Linked DNA regions of Mus musculus: all the other regions are linked to region 2. Evidence: chromatin loops called from intact Hi-C (ENCODE). Cell type or tissue: heart. All regions are shown on one strand.

Region 1 (8,000 bases), 1.3 Mb after region 2:
GCAGCAAGCAATTGGTGTACATGACTCTGAATAGAACCCACACCTCATGACCTACAACGACTTCCAGTTTTATATCCCCAAAACATTAAATGTAGCTCTGGAATACACTGAGTAAAAACTAAAATTGGGGGCTGGAGAGATGGCTTAGCAATTAAGAATACCTTTCAGAGAACCTGGGTTCAATTCCCAGCATTCACACAATGGCTCAAAACCGCCCATAAGGCCAGCCCCAGAACATCTGACACCCTCTGGCTTCCTTGGGCACTGCAGGCATGTGGCTTACAGACATACATGCAGACAAACACTCATGCACATAAAATGGAGAAAATAAAGCTGTTGGTATAAAAATGGGAGATGTGGCCTGCAGAGGAAGAAGCAAGCTGCCTAATGAAACCCAGGTAGAAGTTTTCACAGTTCAGCCGCACAGGGCCACGCACCTGCAATCCCAGCACTTGGGGAGTTTTAGGTAGCAGTTTAAACTCAAGGCCCTGTTTCTTAAAAGTTACTACCCAGGCGAGCAAGATGGTCAAGTGTTACAAAGGCAACTGCTGCCAAGCTTGACAATTTGCATTCAATCCCAGGAACCACTTGATAAGACGAGAACTCCCAAGGTTATCCTCTGACACACCATGGTGTACACACACACACACACAACATACACACATACAAATGAACACAAAATAAAAAACAAACAAACAAAACAGGAAACAAGCCAACCAAGCTAAGCTGAGTATGGTGGGACACACCTTTAATCCTAGAATTTGGGAAGCAGAGGCAGGTGGATCTCTGAATTCAAGGTCAGCAAGGGCTATACACAAATTAGACCTCATGCTAAGATATACTAAATGTTCTTGCCAGAAACAAGTAATAAGGGTTCAAGAGGTTGGGGTGGAGCTGTTCAGACTGCTTGCCTAGCACGCATGTGACTTGAGGTTTGAGCAGTAGCATGATAGTATTTACTGCCAGCCAGGCATGACAGAGCACTCATAATCCCAACACTTGGGAGGCCAAGGCACAATGACATCAGTGAATTCCCAAAGGGCCTAGACTACACACATAACGAATTGCTGTGTCAAAAACCAAAGCAAAGCAATGGACAGAAAGCCAACTCGAAGGTTCATCCTGGTTCCCAGCTTTCTGAACACTATACGCTGGTGACTTTGTTCTTATTTTGGGTTTGGTGCTGGGGATTGCAACCAGGGCCTCACACATACTAAGTATAGCCACTACCCCTTAACTACATACCTAGATCAGCCCCTCTTCCTCTATTTAAAGATAATCTTACTGTGCTGAGGCAGGCTGGTCTCCTCAGACTTCAGTGCTGAAGTGCTCTTGCTTCAGCCTCACTAACGCTAGAGCCCCAGGAGCATGCTACCATACCTGGTTTTCCACAGCCTTTACATAGCGTGGCCACGCTCATTTCTCTATACATTCAGTTCTTTCTTTCTCTTCTTTCTTTCTTTCTTTCTTTCTTTCTTTCTTTCTTTCTTTCTTTCTTTCTTTCTTTTCTTTCCTTCTTTCTTTTTCTTTCTCTATCTCTTTCTTTCTTTCAAAACACATGCTTTATTTATATATTATGGTTTAATACTTTATGCTTATGGGATTTCTTTTTTTATTAGATATTTTCTTCATTTACATTTCAAATGTTATCCCGAAAGTCCCCTATACCCTCCCGCGCCCTGCTCCCCAATCCACCCACTCCTGCTTCCTGGCCATGGCATTCCCTGTACTGGGACATATGATCTTCGCAAGACCAAGGGCCTCTCCTCCCATTGATGGCCGACTAGGCCATCCTCTGCTACACATGCAACTAGAGACACAGCTCTGGGGGATACTGATTAGTTCATATTGTTGTTCCTCTTATAGGGTTGCAGACCCCATTAGCTCCTTGGCTACTTTCTCGAGCTCCTTCATTAGGGACCCTGTGCTCCATCCAATAGATGACTGAGAGCATCCACTTCTGTATTTGCCAGTCACTGGCATAGCCTCACAAGAGAGCTATGTCAGGTTCCTGTCAGCAAAATCTTGTTGCCATATGCAATAGTGTCGGAGTTTGGTGGTTGTATATGGGATAGATCCCCATGTGGGTCAGTCTCTGGATGGTCCTTCCTTCCATCTCAGCTCTGAACTTTGTCTCTGTAACTTCCATGGAGTTACAGAGACATGTAACTCTCAGGAATGCAGTCCTTTCAAGAACTCACTCTCTGCTGTCTGTAGAAAACTCTCCATCCAGTGTTTCTGACTTATGATCACATCCTCTTTGGCAGATCTGATTTGTTTTCTAGCTCAGTCTCTAACAATGAAACTGATTTTTCTCTATCAGTCTCACTTCTGTCCCAAGTACAAGGGGGAACTGGAAGACAACAGCACTGGGAAAGGAAGATGGTCCTTGTAAGTTTCAAGTCACTGGTTCTCACACCTCCCCATCACCTAAGTGCCCTACCTGCAAGCTGCTAAGTCATCTCAGAGTTCATTCAGATGAGTGCTGAAATGCACTTCTTTGTAACAAATGGAAAGAATGCCCTGCAGCAATGTGTGGGGTTGTGGCACATCCATGGTTACAAAACAATCTTGAGGATTATACAGGAGTTAGACTTGTCTGGCTCCTTTAGCTCCCAATAGGAACCTTTATTCTTAAAGAGTTGACTTTTTGAGTAATGATATCCTCTGAATCCTTTCCATGTAAAGTCACCTTGCTACAGGAATTTTAAAGGGTGGGTGGGTGGTGGTGGTGGTGGTGTGTGTGTCTTGGCCAGGCTTGATGCACACTTTTAATCCCAGCATTCAGAAGGAAGACACACATGGATCTCTGTACTTTCAAGGATAGCCAGATATAGAGACCTTGTAAGGTCTTTTAAAAGGAGGAAAGACCCCTGAGATGGGGGGACTGGGAGGGGGAGGGTCCTTGAAAATAAAGCTCTTAGTCACATGAGCACCCTTACTTGATAGGTCTACTCAGGATTGTAAATACAGGTGTATAGTAACAAACAGCCAGTATACCCCAAACAGATACAGGATTCAGGTTGACAGGGGAAGAGGGAAAAAATAAGTCAAATTTTATTCCAATGCCTGCAAACATTCAGACTAATCAACGTGGTACCGTAATTTCTTTTAATACATCAATAATAGTTTTTGAATTCTAGAGAATTAACTAAGCCCTAAATCACACATCATGTAATTCCAAAATAACGACTAACAAAATGAGATAACATTAGCCATGAACATTGATATACTAACAAGCTATTCTTACTTTAAAAAAAAAAAGCCACAGATCTATTTTGTACTGTGCATATTTGTTTTTAACTTTCCTTCATAAATCCATTGATAATTAAGGTTTCCTTTAAATACAGGATTTCCAACATCAAAAATTCTATTCTGAAGGCTAGGGATGTTGCTCAGCCATAGAACACATTCACAGGGCTGAGTGAGTCCCATCCCTCCCCACACCACTACTTCTACACACATGCAGAGACCAAGTCTCTGGGTGTCTGTGTGTTGTTAAATTACCTTTCTATTTTCACGTGCATGCTCCCACTTAGGCAGTGCCTCTGCCCCAGCAAACCTGTTGCCATTCAACAAATGATGATTCAATGCCCCGGTGAGGCTGAAGCAATCGAGCATCCAATGTCAACCTTCTGCCAACATAAACAACTCAGGCCACCAAGAGGGAAAGGGGAGGAACCAGGGGAAAACCAAGAGGGAAACCAGGAGATATAGAGATATGCAACTGGAACTTATCCGGTTCTGAAGCTACAAGGACTTTTAAATTATGTTTAAGTGCCTGGTCATAGAGAACTGTACTTACTTTGAAAGCACAGGACCACACTTTAAAAAAAAAAAAAAAGGCAGGGCAGGGTTGGGTAGGAACTGGCTATGTTCATTTCAATTCCAAGCAAGTCTATAAATGCAGCTTGTTTTATTTTTCTTTACTTGAACCTGACCACCATTTAGTTTTGAGCAGAATGGCACACACACAAGTAATCTCTGGGCGACATGGGAAGAAAATAAACCAAAGTCACAAAAATGTTAAAGAGCAAAACCACCTAATCTTCAAAAAGGCAACATATAGACATCCATTGTATGGCTTCAAAAAGTAAAGGGGGCGGGAGCCTAGCTCAGTGGTCACACTTGCCTGGCGTGTAAGGCACTGGGTTGGATCCTCAGTACTTTGAAGAAAAGCAAAAGCCCTGATGAGGGGCAGGCGATCAAGGCAACTTCAACCTGAAGTAACTGCACACAGAGCATTGGGACACTACCAGGAAGTGACCTCAGGGGGAGTCGTGAGTGACTCAAGGAAGTTTGCAGGATTGTAAAAATATATCAATGCACAAAATGAGAAAAGTAACTCTAATTTTTCCTTCATGGGTAAGCTCTGTGTGTGTGTGTGTGTGTGTGTGTGTGTGTGGTGCACTTCCTGAAAAGCCTCTGTTCAGCACAGGCTGGCTGGGCTCACCAGTGCCAGCACACTCAGTCACAAGAACTATGGTCAGTCCTCATTTTCCTCAGGAACTTGCTTTTCCACCCACACTCACAGACTTTATTTTCAGTACAAGCTTTCTAGTGCTACATTTTAATCAACATATTACATCTAAAGTCTTGATTTCTGAATGAGTCTCTTAGTACTGTGCAACATGATGGAGTGAACTGCTGGAGACCACTTGACAGCTACAGGAAAACGCTTGATTTAAAATATGATCAAGATGAGAGTGTATCAGAAGCACTGTGACACTATGCGTGACACTAGTGGTAGGCAGGTAAGGGACTTTTCATTAGTGGCCATTCATAATTTTGCCTTTAGAAACTTGGAAGAAATTATCATCTTTGAGTTTCAAATGTTCGGGTAAATCCAGTTGCTTTTTAGCTTCTTCAATATCACCTTGAATTGCAGAAATAAGTGACTCTGGAAAAAAAGAAAAAAAGAAACTTCTAATAATCCATGTTACTATTCCTTTGCTCAGCCCCTCCTAAAAACACTGACTAAGCACCCTAGCCACAGCCCTGGGAAAGGACAGAGATTCAGTCAATGTTGGAACCGTCTTTTTCTCCAGGGAAAGCCAGTGTTACATAAAGTGTTCTCTTGTAAAGAGACCCTTCACCTCCCAGGGTTTAATGTCACACTATACCAACAGGCACCTGAAGACACCAGAAGCAGATCTCTAATTACTGCTTGCAGCACATACTGCCCAACCACCCTTGCAGGGTCAGATGCCAGGTGCCACCACTCACCACTAAGTGCTATGACTTGAGTGTCCCCTGGAACTCAGGTACTAGAAACTAAGTCCTCAAGGTTGAAGGTATTTGGGAATGGGAACTTTGGGAAGTGGGTCAGGAGGACAGAATGGATTCCTGAGTACAGAAAATGGCTGTGATACAAGAGTGAGTTCTCTTGGCCCTACCCTGTGGTGCCCACCCACTGAGGCAGCAAGAAGGCTTCACCAAGTACTGAATACATGCTCCTATCATGCTCTGACTCCAGAACCAAAACCACAGGAACACCTGGTACTAGGTCAGAGCAACAGAAAACAGATTAAGGCACTTAGTCTCCACCTCACATGGCTACTGAAGGTAAGAGGGATTAACTTGTACAATACTTAAAATAGTGCCTAACCCTGAATTAAAAGTGCTCAATTATTTGCCTGTCCCCTTCGGAGAAGTAGCTGTAATACTATCAAAGATTAATATAAACTCTTACCTAAAGAATCAAAGTTCTTTTCAGGTCTGAGATAGCCAACAATGGCCACATTGAGAATTTCCCCATAGAAGTCCTCTTTGAAGGTATGGATGATGTGTGTTTCCTATAGACAAAAATGTTGAAAAAGATTAAAACAGTTGGGGTGGGGTGGAGTGGGGCTGTAGAGACAGCTCAATGACCAGTTAAAGGGTCCTCTTCCAGAAGACCCAGGTTTGATTCCCAAGATCTAGAGGTCTACAGAGTGAATTCCAGGACAGTGATGGCTACACCACAGAGAAACCCTATGTTGAAAAAACAAAAAACAAAACCCTGAAATTCATCCAGCTGGTTGGAGATTCTTTCCTCCATCCCTGCTGGGGATCAAACTCAGTCTTTCTTTCACTGGGTAAGCACCCCAGACACCTATACACCACACCCTGGGTCTTTGCAGGCAGTCCTGAATGCAGCTCCGGGTAGCCTTGAGCTCCCCTGGCTCCTGCCTCCTGGGGACTGAGACTGAAGGCATTGCACATGCACCTCCAGGCTTCTCAGAGCCGTCAGTGACAGTTAACAGCTGCTACACTTCTCCATCTTCTCAATTTAGAGGGAAGTACTTGGCACACATTCTCTTTTATATCCACATTTAAAAAGACTCTTGAGGGGCTGGCTAGATGGCTTAGCGGGTAAGAGCACTGACTGCTCTTCCAAAGGTCCTGAGTTCAAATCCCAGCAACCACATGGTGGCTCACAACCCTCCGTAATGAGATCTGACGCCCTCTTCTGGTGTGTCTAAAGACAGCAACAGTGTACTTACATATGTTAATAAATAAATCTTAAAAAAAAAAAAAAAGAATCACCAAAAAAAAAAAAAAGTCTCTTGAAAATAAAAACAACAGAAACAAACAACAAGCTTCTCTAATACTTATATGGTAAAACCAAAAGTATCCAAAGTATCCAAGGAAACTTGAAAAGAGGACTGGGGAATTTACACTAACAAGAATCAGGCCTGCTGGTGCCGACCTGTGATTCCAACTACTTGAGGAGGCTATGGCAAGAGGATCTGGGCTCCAGAGCAAATTCACAGCCAGCCTTTGCAACTTACTGAAGTCATCTCAAATAATAAACAAAGGAGCGTGGGGCACTTGAATACAGCTCAGTGTTAGACTTGTTAGGTATGGGCAAGGTCTCAGGCTTACCCTGGTAGAGGTTCTAATCCTATGGACAGTCAGACAGTGTGCTCAAGGACCCAAGGACAGACAATGGCTCCTGCAATCCCAGCACTCAGGAGCTAGGCAAGACTAAGCTATGGAAAGCCTTTCTCAAAAACAGGTGAGATGGCTTAGTGGTAAAGGTGGTTGGCCACCAATCTAGAAGACCTGAGTTTGATCACCAATTAGATTATTAAAAACACTTGCTATAAGAGAAAATTACCTGGGCTGTATTAAAATTAATAGGACAACACTATTTTGTTAGGGCAAAATATTCTTCACAGATGGTTGATATTGACATATAACAATATTAAAAATAAACAGCCTGCCCTGAACTGCACGAGCATCCTGATCGTGGGTAACTGTGTTTATCCTCTCAGAAGAATTCAAGGCGGCCCAGAAATGGGCTTGATAATAGTATTTCTGTTATCTGAGTAGCTTAAAGAGGAAATGAAACAACCTCTCCTCCCTTTTCCTTCCTCGCCCCACAGAAAAACAGATGAGTGTTCTCACAGCAACACAACCTTAGGGACTTGAAGTCCTTAGGAGTTCATGGGCATTACTATTTCAGCAGTTCTCAACCTGTGGCTCTTGACCCCCTTGGCAAACCTCTACCTCCAAAAATATTTACATTATGATTCATAGCCATAGCCAAATTACAGTTATGAAGTAGCAATGAAAATACCCTATGGTTGGGTGTCACCACGACATGAGCAACTGTATTAAAGGGCCACAGCATTAAGAAGGTTTCGAGCCACTGGTCTCTTACATCAGCATTTTAACTCAGTTTTCTGTGACACACTTCTCTTATTAACTCCTCAATGTTAAAAGTTTTTAGCACAGGCCTGTCACTCAGGAGGCAGAGGTTGGCTCATGAGTTCAAGGTCAGCTAAGTATGTAAGCTGTGGGGAAAAGTAGGGCAGGAGAAAAAAAAAAAAGACTATACCCTCCAGGTGATTTTAGATGGAAGGGTTAGGAGGCTAAGTAGAATGTGGCCCTGAATATGAAGCCTAGTTCCATTCCCAGCAACGCTAAAAAAAAAAAAAAGGAAGAATGAAACAACAAGAAAGAAAGAGTGAGCAGGAGAGAAGAGGGATGAGGTTAAAGCATACTACAGTAAG
Region 2 (8,000 bases):
TCTCTCTCTTTTTTCATTTTGGTTTTTCAAGACAGGGTTTCTCTGTGTAGCCCTGGCTGTCCTGGAACTCACTCTGTAGACCAGGGTGGGATTAAAAGCTTGTGCCACCACTGGCCGGCTTATAAACATGATAAAGTGAAAAACAATGAATTGACAATTGGTATGACTGATATAAACAGGTCTACCAAGCATTAAGCAGTTTACCTTAAATGATTACAAAATTACTTTAAGTAGTGATATTAAAACTGGCACAACATCCTCAAAATACTCCATGCAAAGAGAACTGCCCCGGAGCCTCACCAGGCTGACGGGTGCTAGTCTCAATCTGAGCCCCCTGGGTGGATCAAAGCCTTCCTACACTGGGTTAAGGTTATACTTGCTACCATAACACCTTCACACAGTTCACTGGAAACCACAATCAAGGTACATACTGTTGTAACAATGAAAGCCAAGTGAGGTTAACTTCAATCTTACTTGTCCCAATATAGCCAAAACATTGTTTCAACTTCAAAACTTAACAGTATGATGCACTCTTTTCAGAATGGAGAGTGTATCTTACACTTCTGGCGCTATCCACAAGTGGCTACCTGTCAATGCTCAGGGGCCACATGGCAACGTGGAGTCCAGGGAAAGCATCCTGCCACCTGCAGCAGCCCTGCAGTCAGCCTTGAAAGGCAGAAAGAATCAGTCTTTTGGGAATTTAATATTGAGATAAAGATACAATAAAGGCAAAAGACATAGGGTGGCGAGATGGCTCAGTACATACAGACACAGACACACACACAGACGGTAAAAACTGGAGAGAAACAGGTCAAGCCTGAATAACTGACAAAAATCGCTGACCCTACCTCATTACAAGCATAAATTAGGATCACTGTGAGAATTAAACATGAGCAGAGTAAATGCACACTATTGCTAGGTATCACACATCCTTAATAATGTGTCATTAACTATTTCTCTAGGAAAACATTTCTGCTGCTATTTAACCATACCATGCAATATTAGCTAAGCAACTGATCTGCATAAAGTTATACTGTTATTAAAAATGCAGCTTATATATAACACATATGCACTCTTGGCTCTGTCTACTTAAAAGTATATGTATACATTAAGGTATCCCCTCTCTATATACACATGTAAGTTGTGCATACACACACATGTGAGTGTTCGTATGAAACAATAAAGGTGACATCCTTAAGTCTGACAACACAAAGCAGGCAAGTACTGTGCTTGGAAAGAAGACACCTGTGGCACCATTTCCTACACAAGACTATCCATAGCGTTAGGGCAAGGATTTATGCCCTCATCTGAGCAAGCAGAAATCAGGCAGACACTGACACCAGTTTGCTTTTTGTTACATCCTTTTCTCCTGGATGATTAGCTCTTAAAACAAACCTTTGTCTTTGGAAGCTAGAAAAGATGGAGAATTCCTATCTTCTCAAGGTTCTTCAGAAGATAAGGAACTCAAGGAGCAGAGCTGACAGAACACTCCTGGGCCTCACGGTCTTCTGCTGGCTGCTACTAACAAGGGAAGACCAACAGGTCTAGCCAACTGTGTCTAAGCAAGGACTGGATGGTGTGGTGTCTGCTTACTGAACGCTCGCTCCCCTTGGCCAGTCAGTCTCTCTCATCACCTGTGCACATAAAGCTAGGGTGCCTGCAGTTACATCCAATACTTCTGCTTAAGAAACCAGTAACTTTCACCTAAAAACAGTGAGTGTAGTATTGAAAGATAATCTCCCTGAACGCCTTTAATCTCAGCACTCGAAAGGCAAGAGGAAATGTGGATCTCTGGGTTCGAGGCCAGCCTGGTCCAGGACAGCCAGGGCTACACGAAGAGAAAATTTCCGTTATCTTATCAACTTTGTTATAAAATAACTAGAAAAGGACACTGAGCAGACGCATGCCAAGGTGGCTGAGTTTGGCGAGCTCTAAGAATCACCCTTGCTTCTTCACCTCATGCTCCACCAACTTATGCAAGAACTGCTTTAAAGAAGGCTCTTGAGTCCCTAAGTCGGGCCAATGCTGTGCGATACATATATAGTATGGGTTATAACTCACTCGAAGGCCGGGCAGTGGTGGCCCACGCCTTTAATCCCAGCACTTGGGAGGCAGTGGCAGGCGGATTTCTGAGTTCAAGGCCAGCCTGGTCTACAGAGTGAGTTCCAGGACAGCCAGGGCTACACATAGATAAACCCTGTCTGAAAAAGCAAAACACTCACTTTAAGTTTTCTAGTCACGTGTCTAAAAATAAAATTAACAAACAGTACACCCAATATGCGGCAAGTTGCTTCGTGTGTAACACAGTTCAGAACCCGACCCTTTATCTTAAAACATATTTGGCGCTCCTACTCTTCTTACACTTAAAACACATAAGTTTGGTCAAGTTATATTTCTAGTGTATTCTGTCTGATCACATGGCTAGCGGCTACCAAAACAAAGCAGCGGAGAGGACAGTGAGTCCAACAATCCATTCTCACAGCACTGAACATTAGGAGTTAACAGGTCCTCTGATGAATGCTACTGGAAAGCATGCTAGAAGTTCTACAGCATTCCCCATCAAATTAAACGCCTCTCTCCCGTTGGTCACTGAGCTGACCCTCTAGGGTCCAGCCCGTCTGGCCCACTCGATGGCCCGACTTCCGCGGCCTGGCACCGAGCTCCGGGCTAGTGAGTAGCGGACCTACCTGGCTGTGCACCCCGTCGGCTACCTGCGGGCTGCCCGCGCTTTCTACTCTGTCGCCGCCGCCCGCGGCCCGGGGTTCCTCCTGCTCGCCAGGAGGTGGCTCTCCGGGCTCCCGGCTACAGCCCTGCAGCTCCTGTCTGTCGTCCCCGCCGCCGCGTCGCTTGCGGGGCGCAGACGCAGGCTCCGCCATGATCCCCGCGTCCCCCTGGCGCTTGAGGGGCCGAGCCGTCCCAGACGGCGGGACCCAGAGCGGCGGCTCCTCGGGGAAGTCGCTGAGCAGGAGCCGCTTCCAAGGCACGCGGAACGTGAGCGGCTCAGCCGCACGCCGCTTGGCCATGGGCCAGGGACGAGGGTCGCGCGGGCGGCGGGCGGAGGGCGAAGGGCAGCGCAGAGCTCGGCTGTCCCGAGGGCGGACGAGACGTTGTGGGGGAGCCACCGCGCAGCGCCGGAGTTTCGAACCTGCGCCGTGATGCGCGCGCACCTGCGCCCATCCAGCACAGCCGCTGGTTGGTGGAGGCTCGCGGTTCGCGTTCCCGAGCGCCCTTGCGGCCGGAAGTGCGCCCTCTGAGGGGGCGGGGCATGGGGATGTGGATGGAAGGAGGCCGCTACCCCCTGGCGGCCTTCTTTTGACTTGCACGGTTGTTCGCATTCCCCTGTGTGTGCGCCTCTCGGTCCCCAAGCGAGGACTCGGGCAGGAGCGGCCGAAAGACTCCGCGGCCTCAGAGGTCCCAGCGGCAAGTGCGCTGGGGCCCTTTCCTCTGTGCTGCGATCCTGGGGCGGCGGAAGTGTCTGCTTAGCCCGCAGCGGCCTGCAGGTTCCAGGACCTCTCCAGTGGGTGGTGTCTTGGCAGAAAAATGTAAACCGTGGCAGAAATAAGTCCGTACTTTTTTTTTTTTTTTTTTTTTTGGTAAAAAGCAAAAAGTAACTAAAGGATAGGGTGCTTGCCTACCATGCCCAAGGCCTTAGATTCTATCCCCAGTGCTGCAAGGATAAGGAGAAAACGCAGTAACCAAACAAAACTAAGGAAAAAACAAAACAAACAAAAAGAAACCAAGCCCATCAACGCTCCGGAGAAACATTCTTTCTAGGGCATGGTAGAGCTGTTTTAGCTGATAGGTACTGTGTATGGGTGTATTTATGAATATGCGCCATGTGCATGCTTAAATATCTCTAGATGTAGTTGTAAGCCATCTACACAGAGAAACTTCCTTCCAGCACTGGGGATTGAACCTACGGCCTTGGGCATGGGAGGCAAGATCTCTATCCTTGAGTTACTTTTTGCTTTTACCGAAAGACTAAAATACTGGCTCAAACAAACCCATCACGGTTTGCATTGGTGGGAGGACAGCAAATAACCAACAAGCACAAACAGCGTTATCGGTAGTGTACAGAAAGTTCTGTTTGATCGCTCCATTTCCTGTTTGCACTTGGTAATTCTTCCACCTGGAACAAATGATAAATTCGCCATTGCCATTTTCACACTAGTGACACAGATGATTTGTTGTGCGGAGACCATGTTCCAACACAATAGAATACAACATGGGCAGGTGTGTTCCTTCTGTTCTCCAGAATCTTGCTGCCCTCCCCCCACCCCGCCCCTCATTCCTTGTGATACTTAGCATTATGTACACAAGGTAGTATAAAGCATATGCATAGCTAAAATGACCGTAACACGCAAGTGTCCCTGCCTGGCTTCAGAAGGGAAAGAGCATCTGTGTGCCTCTTCACTGTCCCGTTTCTCTTTCCTGTCCCCAAGTAGTCTTGTTTCGGACCATGAATTACTACTTCTTTGTAATTTCCCCCTCAGTCCACTCACTTATCTGTATTTCTAAGATGCTTTTTTGGATTTGCTAATATTTTAAGATATACTAAGATCTAGCTGACATACAATACGCTGCTTATTTTTAGACGTGGCATTTTGCCATACATACACATGCGCCTGCGAAGACATGAGAGTGCATCGCCTTAAAAGCTTTATCTTAAAAGTGGTTTGGAAAACCTTTAGTCCTAGCACTCGGGAGGCAGAGGCAGTCTGTGAGTTCTTGGCCAGTCTGGTCTACAGATCTAGTTCCAGGATAGTCACGGCTACACAGAGAGACCCTGTCTTGAAAAACAAAATCTATAAATGCTAAGAGCATTGTTCAAAAATGCGTTGTACAGATTTATTACAAAGTGTTTTTCTGAATGCTTTTTATAGCACCAGAGGTTGTTTATTATTATTATTATTATTATTATTATTATTATTATTATTATTATTTTGCATCCTCATCAGCAAACAATATGGCCAATGTGAAATGGTATCTCATTGTGGCCTCAATTTGCATCTCACCCAATCAGTGAAGCTGGACATGTTTTTTTGTTGTTGTTGTTTTTTTGGTTTTTTTTTTTTTTTTTTTTTTTTTTGTATTTATAGATTTTTGGTTTTGGTACAGGAATCCTTGTTAATTGTTGTAGCTTCCCCTAGCCTTGAGTAGGCTGGCTTTGACCTTGCTGCCAAAGAGTAAGAGACCACCTGGGGTGGAGCCTCCGATTTAGATGGCTCTATTGTTCTGTCACGTGTCACTGCTCTTCTCCAAGACACTGCTACCTGCTGAGAGGCCCTGGAGATATTCCGCAGACAGCATCTAGACATTACCTACAGACTGGCAACAGGCATCAAGAATGGATTGGCGGGCCGGGCATTGGTGTCACATGCCTTTAATCCCAGCACTTGGGAGGCAGAGGCAGATGGATTTCTGAATTCGAGGCCAGCCTGGTCTACAAAGTGAGTTCCAGGACAGCCAGGGCTATACAGAGAAACCCTGTCTGGGGGGGAGGGGAGGGGGAGGGAAGGATTGGCGGGGCATGGGCCTCCCCTCTTTATAAGCACAGACTCTTAGTAAACTTTGGGGCCTTGAACAGACATGTCTTGGCCTCCATTATTTCTCTTGTCATTTCCTTCCATACAGTTCCGGCCTCCCACACAAGAACCCAGTTAGTGTGGCTGCAGGCAGCTTACAATAGTTAATATTGTTCTTTGCCAAACAAATTCTACACTTATATGTGTTTCAAATGACCAGTCCTGTTTTTCTTTGGGTTTAGTCTGCTATAAGGTTGATCCTTTACCATTGGGGCCTCAAGATCACCTGAACTAAAGTGCCTGGTGGCCCAGGCTGGATGGCTACACGTCGGTTAAGGCATAGTGCATCTTTAAAAACTAGACCAGATGTCCTTTTTCTCTGGTTTGTGAGAACCTTTTTATTTAGTATCCTAGAAAAATTCGATTTGGTGTTAGAAATATCAACTTCTTGCTGGAGAGATGGCTCAGTGGTTAAGAGCACTAACTTAACTACTCTTCCGGAGGTCCCGAGTTCAAATCATCCATAATGAGATCTGATACCTTCTTCTGGTGTGTCTGAAGACAGCTACAGTGTACTTACATATAATAACAAATAAATCTTTGGGGCGGAGTGAGCTGAGCCGGAGCAAGCAGAGGTCCTGAGTTCAATTCCCAATAACCATCTGTACAGCTACAGTGTACTCATACACATGAAATAAATAAGTCTTTAAATACAAAAATACCACCTTCTACTAATCTGTGTCTTTTATTTTCATTTTATGGTGAATTATTCGACTTTATTTGTGAGACAAGTTCTTAATATATATCCCTGGCTGGCCTGGAGTTCTCTAAATAGGCCAGGTTGACCGCACATTGATCTACCTGCCTCTGCCTCCTGAGAACTGGAATTAAAGGTGTGAAATAAGACTTAACTTTCCTTTCTTTTCTTTCTTTCTCTTCCTCTCTTTTTCTTTCTTTCTCTTCCTTTCTTCCTTCCTTCCGTTCTTTCCTTTTTTCCCCAAGACAGGGTTTCTCTGTATAGTTCTGCCTATCCTGGAACTCACTTTGTAGACCAGGCTGGCCTCGAACTCAGAAATCCACCTGCCTCTGCCTCCCGAGTGCTGGGATTAAAGGCACGCACCACCACGCCCCGGCTCCATTCTTTCTTTTATGTATGCGAGTACACTGTTACAGTCTTCAGACGCACCAAAACTGGGCATGGGATCCCATTACAGATGGTTGTGAGCCACCATGTGGTGGCTGAACTCAGAACCTCTGGAAGAGCAGTCAGTGCTCTAAACTGCTGAGCCATCTTTCCAGTCCTTTATTTTTATAGTGCATTCATTACCTTGATTATGTCTGCACATGTAATGCCACAGCACAGTACACATGTGGAAGCCAGAGAACAAGCTGTAAAAGGTGTTTTCTCCTTCCATCTTTTGAGTCCCAGGGATCAAATTCCGTTGCTCATACCCAGTGGCACATTCCTTAACCCATGGAGCAATCTTATTAGCCCGCATGGCTTAATTTTAATATAGTAAAATAGATCTTCATGTCTTAGTTTGCCTGCCTAAACATTTACTTTTGTCTAAACATTTTATAGTGTCCTACTTGTCTTTCCATTCTTAAGGCCTTCATTCACTTGGAATCAGTGTGTGCACACGTATGTCTGAATGCGGAGAGGAAGGTCTGAGTCCCCTCTCCCCATCTGGGATGATGGCCTTGCTTATTGTGCAGTTCCTACTCCATGCTAAAGTGAAATTTACAGGGTTGGCTACTCTCTAGTCAGCTCAACTATTCTCTTTGCAATTATGTCTCAGTAAATGGTATCTACATGGTTACATCTTAATAAGCAGGTTTGACAGTAAAAGTACTCACTTCCAAGCCGAAGAACCTGAGTCTAATCCTTGTGACCAGGATAATGGAGAAAGAAGACTCTAGCAAGATGTCCTTTGATCCACGCTGTGTGGCAAACTCAATGCACACTAAATTTTGTCAAGAGGTTTTGATAGCTGTAGAACAATCCTTGACGTTTTTTCAGTATTGTCTGCACTGCCTTAGCTCCTGGCTCTTCCATATGGAACCATCTCTAGTATTTCTGTTGGGTCTTTTGAGTTACAGTGGAATTACAGATAAGTCTGGGGAGAATTTTCATCTTTGCAGTATCAAGTCACTCCTTATTCAAGAGCTCTATTTAGATTTTTAAATGTCCTTCATTAGAATCTTATACTTTTGCCCATGTCTTTATAAGACCTTGAAAGTAGCACATGTGGTTACTTTGTCCTGAGGTGGACCAATCTACTGAGTCAAGGAAATGAGTCCACTTCACCTGCTTAGTATACTTTATTCATTGTTCTCTATTTTCCATTTCTCTGTCTGATTTCTGTTCAGTTTGTTGTTTGTTTTGTTTTTTCTTCTTCTTCTCTAGTTTTTTCTCATGGAGCCTAAAATTGAGTATAGCCTTTCTGATTGTTAGCCCAAGGTTACCTCAATTCA
Region 3 (8,000 bases), 72 kb after region 2:
AGAGGTTGCATTAGCCGTATCAACTGCTGGGGACAGAAGACTCTCACATGCCCAGAGCAGCCAGAAGGTTGTACGGGCAGCTGTAGGGATGCCGCTTTTGTGAGGCATCACCATGGTGAGGTAGGCTTTTTGGTGATGCAGCGGCCTCTGAGTCACCACACTCTTATCTTTAACTCCAATAAACTCACTGGTTCACTAAGCCAGACACGGGACAGTGTACTTGGTTTGTCATTGGTGCCTGACTGTCACATGATAGCACGTCAAGAGGCCCAAAGAGGAGCAATTCCCCAACTGGGATCAACTGTGACACTTTTAAAACTGTGTGTCAGTCTTGACTCTTATCACACACTACCGAGACCAGAAGATATGTCTTTTTAATAAAATTCACACAAATACTTTTGGAGAAAAAGAAGTTACCTGGGTTAAAGAGAAAAGGGCCCTCTAGTTATAATAAAGCAAGGATAAGGAGGTCTGAAGAGGATTTGCCTGTTGGGAGGTGTAAGGGGCTTAGCAGCAGGGGAAGGAACAGCCTGGGAGAAGATATTTTGGAGAAGCGCTGTGCCCTGATGTCTCTTTAGATTTTATCCCCAAAAGCTGGAAACCATGGACCAATTGCATTTAAACAGGATGTCTGAATTTTCTTGTGATAAAACACTCTAACCGAAAACAGCTTGGGGAATAAAGTGTTTGTTTGACTTATGCTTCTCGATCACACTTCATTGCGGAAAGTCAGACAGGAACACAGGGTACCTGTCACAGGAACGCTAGAGGAACGCTGTTCACTGGCTTGCTCTCTGGCCCTCTCAGTTAGATTTCCTATACATCCCAGGCCCACCTGCCGAGGGTGACAAGCTCATTATGAAAGAGACCCTCCCACACCAACCATCAGGCAAGACAATTGGTCACAGAAGTGGCCACAGGCTGATATGCTCTAGGCAATAATTCAGTTGAGCCTCCCTCAGAAGACTCTACTGTGAAGTTGACAGCTGACATTAACTAGGACATAGGGCAAGGACAAAGCTAGACTTGCAGTTTACATGAAGGAAGTAAAGGATGTGTCTCCTGTATAGCACAGTAGCTGCTGGTGTAGGCATAACCCAGAAATAGTGCTGAGACGGACTCTGTGACCTTTCTGCACATATCAGAACAAAGCTGTCTTCCCTGGAGGCCAACAGGCTCTTTCTCCTATGGATGAATCCCCTTTGTTCTGAAAACTATGCCAGTCTGATTCCTCTGCCCTGTCCAGGAGACTTATTCCACCATCTCTCCACACGAGCACTCTGTTCCAGGGATAGTCTCTTAGCCCAGGTCCAAGTATTCATATTGCCTCCAAATCTGTACATTGTCTGTAAGGGGCCTCAATCTTATTTCCTTCAAAACATATATGTAGTCCTTGCTCGCATATCTACAACCCCTCCACAGTTTCCCCCTAAAGTAACACCTGTTGGTTCCTGGAGTGTCCGTCATCTTTAACACCCCCAGTCCCATTTCTACTGATTACTTGTGTTCAGTACAGTGACTTCTAATCTACCCTCCAGATCTCAAGAGATCTTACTGAAAAGATTATGTGCCAACCACGACCATGTTTCAAGCCTCTCTGTAGAGAGCTTCCTAATTCTCTTTGGATATCCTGTTGGCATCAGAGGGCCTGGCCCTTGCCTGTATCATCATGGTCAGCAGCAGCACACCCTTTCCTTGCTCTTCTCTACTGCAAACGCAACAGCCTCTTTCAGGTACTACACATGCCTTTCTGTTCCTAGGTCTTTTCTAGGTTCTTTCTGGATGACAGTCATTCTCCCTAACTTAATTTTCTCCACCTCAGTCCAGTTGAACTCATATGAGTTTGGTTACAAGGAGCTTTCTCGAGGAACTTGGAGGTGGGCAGTCTGCTGGCTACCTAATATCAGTGCTTACCCAAGAAAAAGATGTTTGTAAAACTCACACTTTTAATAGCCTTTTGCCATGATATCACTGCTGGGGAGAGTAGAGACTGGGTCTGCCTTGCTTCCCTTCCATCTCAATGGGCAACATTCAGGCAGGGATGGTTCAATGAACGATCGATCATTTGGAATCGGACAAGCTTAACAAAAACTGCCAGTTGAAAAAGAAACCAGCAAGAACCAGTTGCAGGAGAGGAGAAGCTGGGGAGTACCTGAGCACCTCTTTAAAAACTCCTAAAGAGAAGTGTTTTCCAAGAAATCTTTCCTGTACTTTGATGTAAAAATAAGACCCTAAAGGCCTTAAAGGGGAGAGAGGGACTTACCAATGTCCCAGGTGATGGAGCTCATTTCCTGTCTGTGCTTTAGGTACATGGGCCACACGTGGCCATCGAAGTACCCTGGAGGGTCTGGAGGCTCATATACTCTGGTACTGGAAAAACATACAGGAAACAGGTTATGATTGACAAAGTAAATAGATCACTGGTCAAGAGAATGTGAACATCATTCAGGTTAAATCTAAAGAGGAATTCAGACCACTTGTTTTAGCCTCTATTGTAGTGAGAAAGGGAGAAAATATGGCTTTAGTTCCAAACCTATCTAAAACATAGTCCTGCAATTCACTACCTCATAATTATCTTTTTTCTGCCTCTTGAGTCTTATAAAAGAATTATGGGATGAGTACAAGAGGAAATAAGGAGAGAGATACTGAGAGGCTGGCACACTCTCCTATCCAGCTGGTGTTCTCTGCAGCTAGAGCAGACCATGCCATGAAGGGTGAGGGACAAGGAGCTGACGGGATGCCATCCCGTCTTTCCTGTACTTTGATGTGAATGAGAAGTAAAAGGCTTCAAGGGGGAAAGGCACTTAACAATCTCCCCGGTGACAGTGTTCATTTCTTACCGGTGCTTTAGGTACATGGGCCACATGTGGTCATCCAAGTACCCCGGGGGGCTGACAGGATGACACTGGCCCTTTTTCTTAGAGAAGTTACTGTATGCTACCCAATGTGAGAAGCATTTATAGAAAAGTATTTGATTTCTGGATTAAGACTTTTCAATAATGGCACTTTTCTTGTTTTCCCTGTATTTCATCTTTGGAATTACAATGCAGAGACAGTCCCCGGACGTACCTCCTTCTCCTCTTACATTCTTCATATGGAACGGTCAGGAAGTAACTTCTGTTCCATATGGTGTCCAGAGGCCTACGATGACACCACATTCAGGCCACAAGGCTCTCTCCCTCCTCCACACCAGCATCCGTCCTCCTCCCACCCCCACAGCCCTCCTCCACCCCCACATTCCTTCAAGTTGGTATTGCAGTAGGAAGGCTTACTTATAATTAAAGAGAAGGAAACCTTCAATAATTAAAATGGGAACCCCTTGAGCACTTTCCAAGGCTGCTGGTCCCGCAGAGCTTCCTGGGTTTTCCATCCAACAGGAAACTGCTGACATCATTTTTTCCATATTTAGCGCTTCAAGCACTGAGGAAAACATAAAACACATGGAATTAATATACCAAACTTTTTCTGGGGGGTGGGGGGGAGATGGCTTTTGTGATAAGCATCTCCAGGGCTCTGTACATGTATGATATGAGAGCAGTTTATTATCCTTCAAGGTATCTAATACTAAATACCTTAAATGCTCAATTAAAACACTGAGAGAGAGAGAGAGAGAGAGATTTAAGTTGTATGTCTAAGGCAGTTTTATTATGGAAAAATAATGATGTACAAATATAAAATACAATGAATAGCATGCTGCTATTTCTAGCTATATTTTTTTACACTGATGTATTTACTGTGTATGTGTGGAGGTTAGAGGTCATCTTGAGGGATTCAGTTCTGTCCTTCTACCATGGGCGTCCCAAGGATGTAGCTCAGGCTGTTAGACTTGGGTAAGCGCCTTTTCTGAGTTCTCTCACTCACCCTCCAGCCTTGGCTACCATAACCTCATGGCTGACTACCACACCAACTCCTTCCTGATATTGAAAAATTAAAAATCTATGGTACTAGAAATTGAACCCAGGATTTTCTGGTTTTTAGGCAAGCACTCAACCACCGAACTACATCTCCAGCCAGATCCTTGAAAATAAAAATTAAATTAGGTCTGGAGAGATGGCTTAGTGGCCAAGAGTACCCAGTGCTCTTCAAGAAGACTCAGATCAATTCCTAGTACCCACATGGTGGCTCACAACTGCCTCGAACTCCAATTTTGGAACACAGAATGTCTATAGATACATTTGAAAGATAAATAACATATACTGTATTTGGAAAGTAGTTACTATTTTTAATATTATTAAATGAAAAGCTCTTCATTTTCTATGTTTATGGATGTTTTGCCTGCATGTATGTGGGTGCACGTGGGTGCAGTGTCCACAGAGGACAGAAGAAAGCACGTGTATAATGTGTTAGGATATGTGTGTGTGCACGGCCACAGCATCCTTATGGAGACCAGGGGTAACTTTGTGGAGTCAGTGTCTCCTTCCACCTTTCCAAAGGTTCTAGGAAATCAAACTCAGGTTGTCAGGCTTGCGTGACAAGTGCTTCTACCCATGGCGCCTTCTGCCCTCCCTATTTAAACATTTAACATTATGTTAACAGAGAGAGAAGTTGTTTGGATTTGAAAAAGAAAATGAATATAACCTCATATTATTCAACATGTGGCTGTACTTACCATCATACTGCAAAAAACCATTTTCATCTATGTCTATCTCAGACTCTGGCTGGAAAAAAATTTAAAAAAATCCATCAAGACACTATGGAGTGAAGAAATGGTGCAATTATACAATTAAGAAGTTAAGACTTTAAGAAATGTCTTGGAATAGGAGGACCAAGCTCAGAGGTGGTCACTGACAGATGGTGCCCTCTAGTGGGCAGGTAACACTATGGCACCCAGTATATTCTCCCCAAATAGCTTTTGGCTATAATTTACTTAACTTTGTCGTGAAAGCTTTTTGTTTGTGTGTGTTCAACAAGTTATCTAAGAACCTTCATAGATACCTTGAAGAAGTCATCCTGAGATATGACGCTGCAGTTGGGAAGGTGCTTCTGCAAGCTCTTAGCCAGTGTCGTCTTCCCTCCGTTTGTCACACTGAGCCAAGAAAAACCACCAGGTCCAAGAAGACATTAGGGAACATGGACTATTGTTAAACGATGTTTTTAAAAAAGGCTATTTAAAACAATATTTACTGCTTGGGGAAAACACTCACTTCCACAGACCATGTTTTGTTTTGCAGGTGAAATCACAGGTTTGAGAGAGACCCTGGCCTCACAGCAAAAGAAGCAAAGGACGGAGAGAGAGAGGTCACTGAACTGGATACCAAAACTTCAAAATACAGACACTGTCAGGACACACAGTCATGTTTTGACTGTCAAAATAGCTCGGGCTCAATATGCACACCAGAGAACATCCTGCTTCCCCTTTCTGCAGGCTTCTAGAACTGCCCACAGCCACAGTGATTGTTTCAACCACGTAGGAAAAAGGAGGAATGGCTTATTAGAAGCCCGGCTGTCCATGAACCCACATTTCCTGGGCCATGCCTCTCCCTCCCCTCCCCCTCTCTGTGACTGGGCCCAGGTGGAGGCCCACTGTTACTCTTGCCCTCAGGTCAGTGTTTGTTGCCTCTGGCTGGCCGGTGACATCTGGAGATGCAGGTGCCTGATAGAGTTGTGTGTCCTGTTTCCGGCTCTCCTGCATGGGGAGGGGTAGGCATTTCTCTAGTTAATCTTTCTTTTCTCTTTGGGTTTTTCTTCTGAAACAGTAGTCATGTTGCCCTTATTGACCCACTTGGGTAGCTAGCTCAGGCTGCCCTTGAACTTACAGCAGACCGTTGGTCGGAACCTCCTGAGTACTGAGGTTACAGGTATCAGTCACCGTGCCTGGCTTATGCTATCATTTTTTTTTGGAAGAGGTGATTAGCTCAGAGCTCAGTCACATGCAAAGAATTCTATGAAAGAATTCAGGGTCATTGTGAAGTTGAAAGAGATTATATCACCTTCACTAAATTCTAGCAGGATATCAGCAGCTTCTTTTATTGTACGTAATAGACTACAGTTGTGACAGTGCTTGGATTTGGACATCCACAAGAACCGCACGCTGAGCTAGAAGTGGGCCGATGAAGCATCACCAGTGCTCGTTATTGTTTCAAACTTACATATGTTGTTTATTACTCTGCAATGATCTATCACAAGCTCACAGATTTGCTTGTAGAGGCTTTATGGCCGTATACTAATAAGTTGACTTTCTTTGAATTCCCGTGTTTTATTTTGTGCCCTTAAAGTCACCCTGAACACAGATCAAGATTTTTCACCACACACCAAATGTCTGTAGCATAAACGTCCTGACTGTACATCCACTGGCAAGAACCTGTGATGAGTTCTGGCTGAGATCAGCACCACACCTAGAGAGGGATACATTCATCAGAAGGACTTGTGGTGAGGCACGTGGCTTTAATCCTAGTACTCAGGAGCCAGGGGCAGGTAGATCTTTTGTTAGTTTAAAGCCACCCTGGTCTACACAGTGAGTTCCGGGCCAGCAAGGGCTACATACGAAGACCTTGCCTATGTTTAAACCAAAAAGAAATCACAAACCATCAGAAAGATCCATCCTACCAAACAATAAAAACAACAAAACCTAAAGAATGTTTACTGTATATAAATTATCATGTATATACCGTATTATATCTGTGAATATATTCATTAATAAGACTGTCCATTTGTCCTTACAATACACACGTGGTAGGATATGGGGGTGTTAATCTGTATACTGAGAACCTTCTATTCTTTAAGAAAAATGTGACCCTTTCTCCTTTAAGAAAAATATCTATAGACCATGCCAGAAGTCCATATTCAAGAGGCCAAGCTTTTGTTTAAAAGGATGCAACTTCACTATGGTCTGAGCAATCTGGCAAGAAAAATATGTCATTTCTTACACTTATTCTTTTAAGATCATATAACTGAATCGGCGATAGATAGAGCCCTTCCCATTGATTCAGCAGAAGCCCCAGAGAGAAATCCTGCAGGGCCGCACGGACTGGGAAAGAGTTTCATCACAGAGCTCAGAACCTGCAATCCATACTTGGAATGTAAGCATCCCGGGTCGGAAGACGCCTCAGGACCCTCAGGACCCCTCCTTTCCCTTCAGCGAGCTCACAACCTCCCTCCCACAAGCTCTCCTGCCCCAGGGAAGAGAGCCAGAGGATGACCTTAGGATCTGAGGGAGAGCAGCGAGGGTACACAATGCTTTCCCTTCCTTGTTTCCGAGTAAATGCACAGAGATCCTCTTTTTTTTTTTTTTTTTTTTTTTTTTAACATGCAAGGTAATAAGAGGGTGCCGAAGCCCAGGTGAAAGCTAAAACCAATGTTACACTTAATCAAACAAGATATGAATTCTTCCATAACAGGGTGATATTAATCCCCCCATATCCCAGCTGAGGAAAGGGAGGCCTAGGAGACTGCTTACTGCTGGAGTGGGAAGCAACGTTTAACTCTAGCAGGGGTCTTTTTAACACAAGGATTAATTGGATAGATGTGTGCAAGGAGAGTTAGAAGGTTATAGGGCAGTGATGGCCTACTATAGGAGGGTAGCACTGAGCGTGAAATGAGGGGCAGGACAAGGGTGGTCCTGCAGAGCGACAAAGACAGCCTCGGATCTGGGTGGATGGGAGCCACAATGAGGCACGCTGTGCTGCTCAGCTCGCTCTTCATTTGCCCTGCCTGATGCTGGGGTTAGAACCTAGGACCTTCCCCATGCAGGCAAATGCTCTGCTACCCAACTAGCCCCAGATCCACCTGAGTCCTAATTGATTCCTGTATTTCACAACTGAGCATCTCCCTCAAATTACCTTTTTAGTATTTCAAAAGTTTCCTCAATAAGACACAACGGAGTTTTGTCAATATGACACATGTGAAGAATGACAGACACAGTCTGCCAGCAAGATAAATAGTATCTTTCCAATAGCTGTTGATGTCACATTGGTACATCAGCCTCTGGTGCCACAGGTCACCACAATTTAGAATGCTTGTGACAGTGGGATACTCGGATTCTATCACACCAGAGCAACACA

Evidence for each region. Peaks named below come from ENCODE experiments on the same cell type or tissue, not always from the same donor. Only the 100,000 strongest peaks of a DNase experiment are listed, where the experiment ranks them.
Region 1: a loop joins it to region 2, with 3 times the contacts of the local background. A loop is called at or near these places in 4 of 42 quality-filtered maps.
Region 3: a loop joins it to region 2, with 6 times the contacts of the local background. A loop is called at or near these places in 12 of 42 quality-filtered maps.

The regions. Positions count from the first base shown.
Region 1 is chr19:17,396,373-17,404,372 of GRCm38, reverse strand. Rfk (riboflavin kinase) reads right to left here. Exons shown (of 4, transcript NM_019437.3): 3 at 5,693-5,795; 4 at 3,024-4,900. The coding sequence ends at 4,770. Among named protein-coding and RNA genes, the nearest start is that of Rfk, 6.3 kb to the right of the region's middle. In heart, CTCF peaks have their summits at 4,250 and 6,442 (motif pointing left); a DNase peak (open chromatin) is centred at 7,342; H3K27ac peaks cover 310 bases.
Region 2 is chr19:18,708,347-18,716,346 of GRCm38, reverse strand. D030056L22Rik (RIKEN cDNA D030056L22 gene) reads right to left here and starts at 3,112. Exons shown (of 2, transcript NM_001374130.1): 1 at 2,688-3,112. The coding sequence starts at 3,023. In heart, a CTCF peak has its summit at 3,303 (motif pointing left); DNase peaks (open chromatin) are centred at 2,706 and 3,226; H3K4me3 peaks cover 3,039 bases; H3K27ac peaks cover 2,072 bases.
Region 3 is chr19:18,636,544-18,644,543 of GRCm38, reverse strand. Nmrk1 (nicotinamide riboside kinase 1) reads right to left here. Exons shown (of 9, transcript NM_145497.2): 3 at 4,936-5,026; 4 at 4,610-4,658; 5 at 3,273-3,420; 6 at 3,070-3,141; 7 at 2,264-2,370. Among named protein-coding and RNA genes, the nearest start is that of Nmrk1, 8.5 kb to the right of the region's middle. In heart, a CTCF peak has its summit at 4,794 (motif pointing left); no DNase peak of the experiment used is centred here.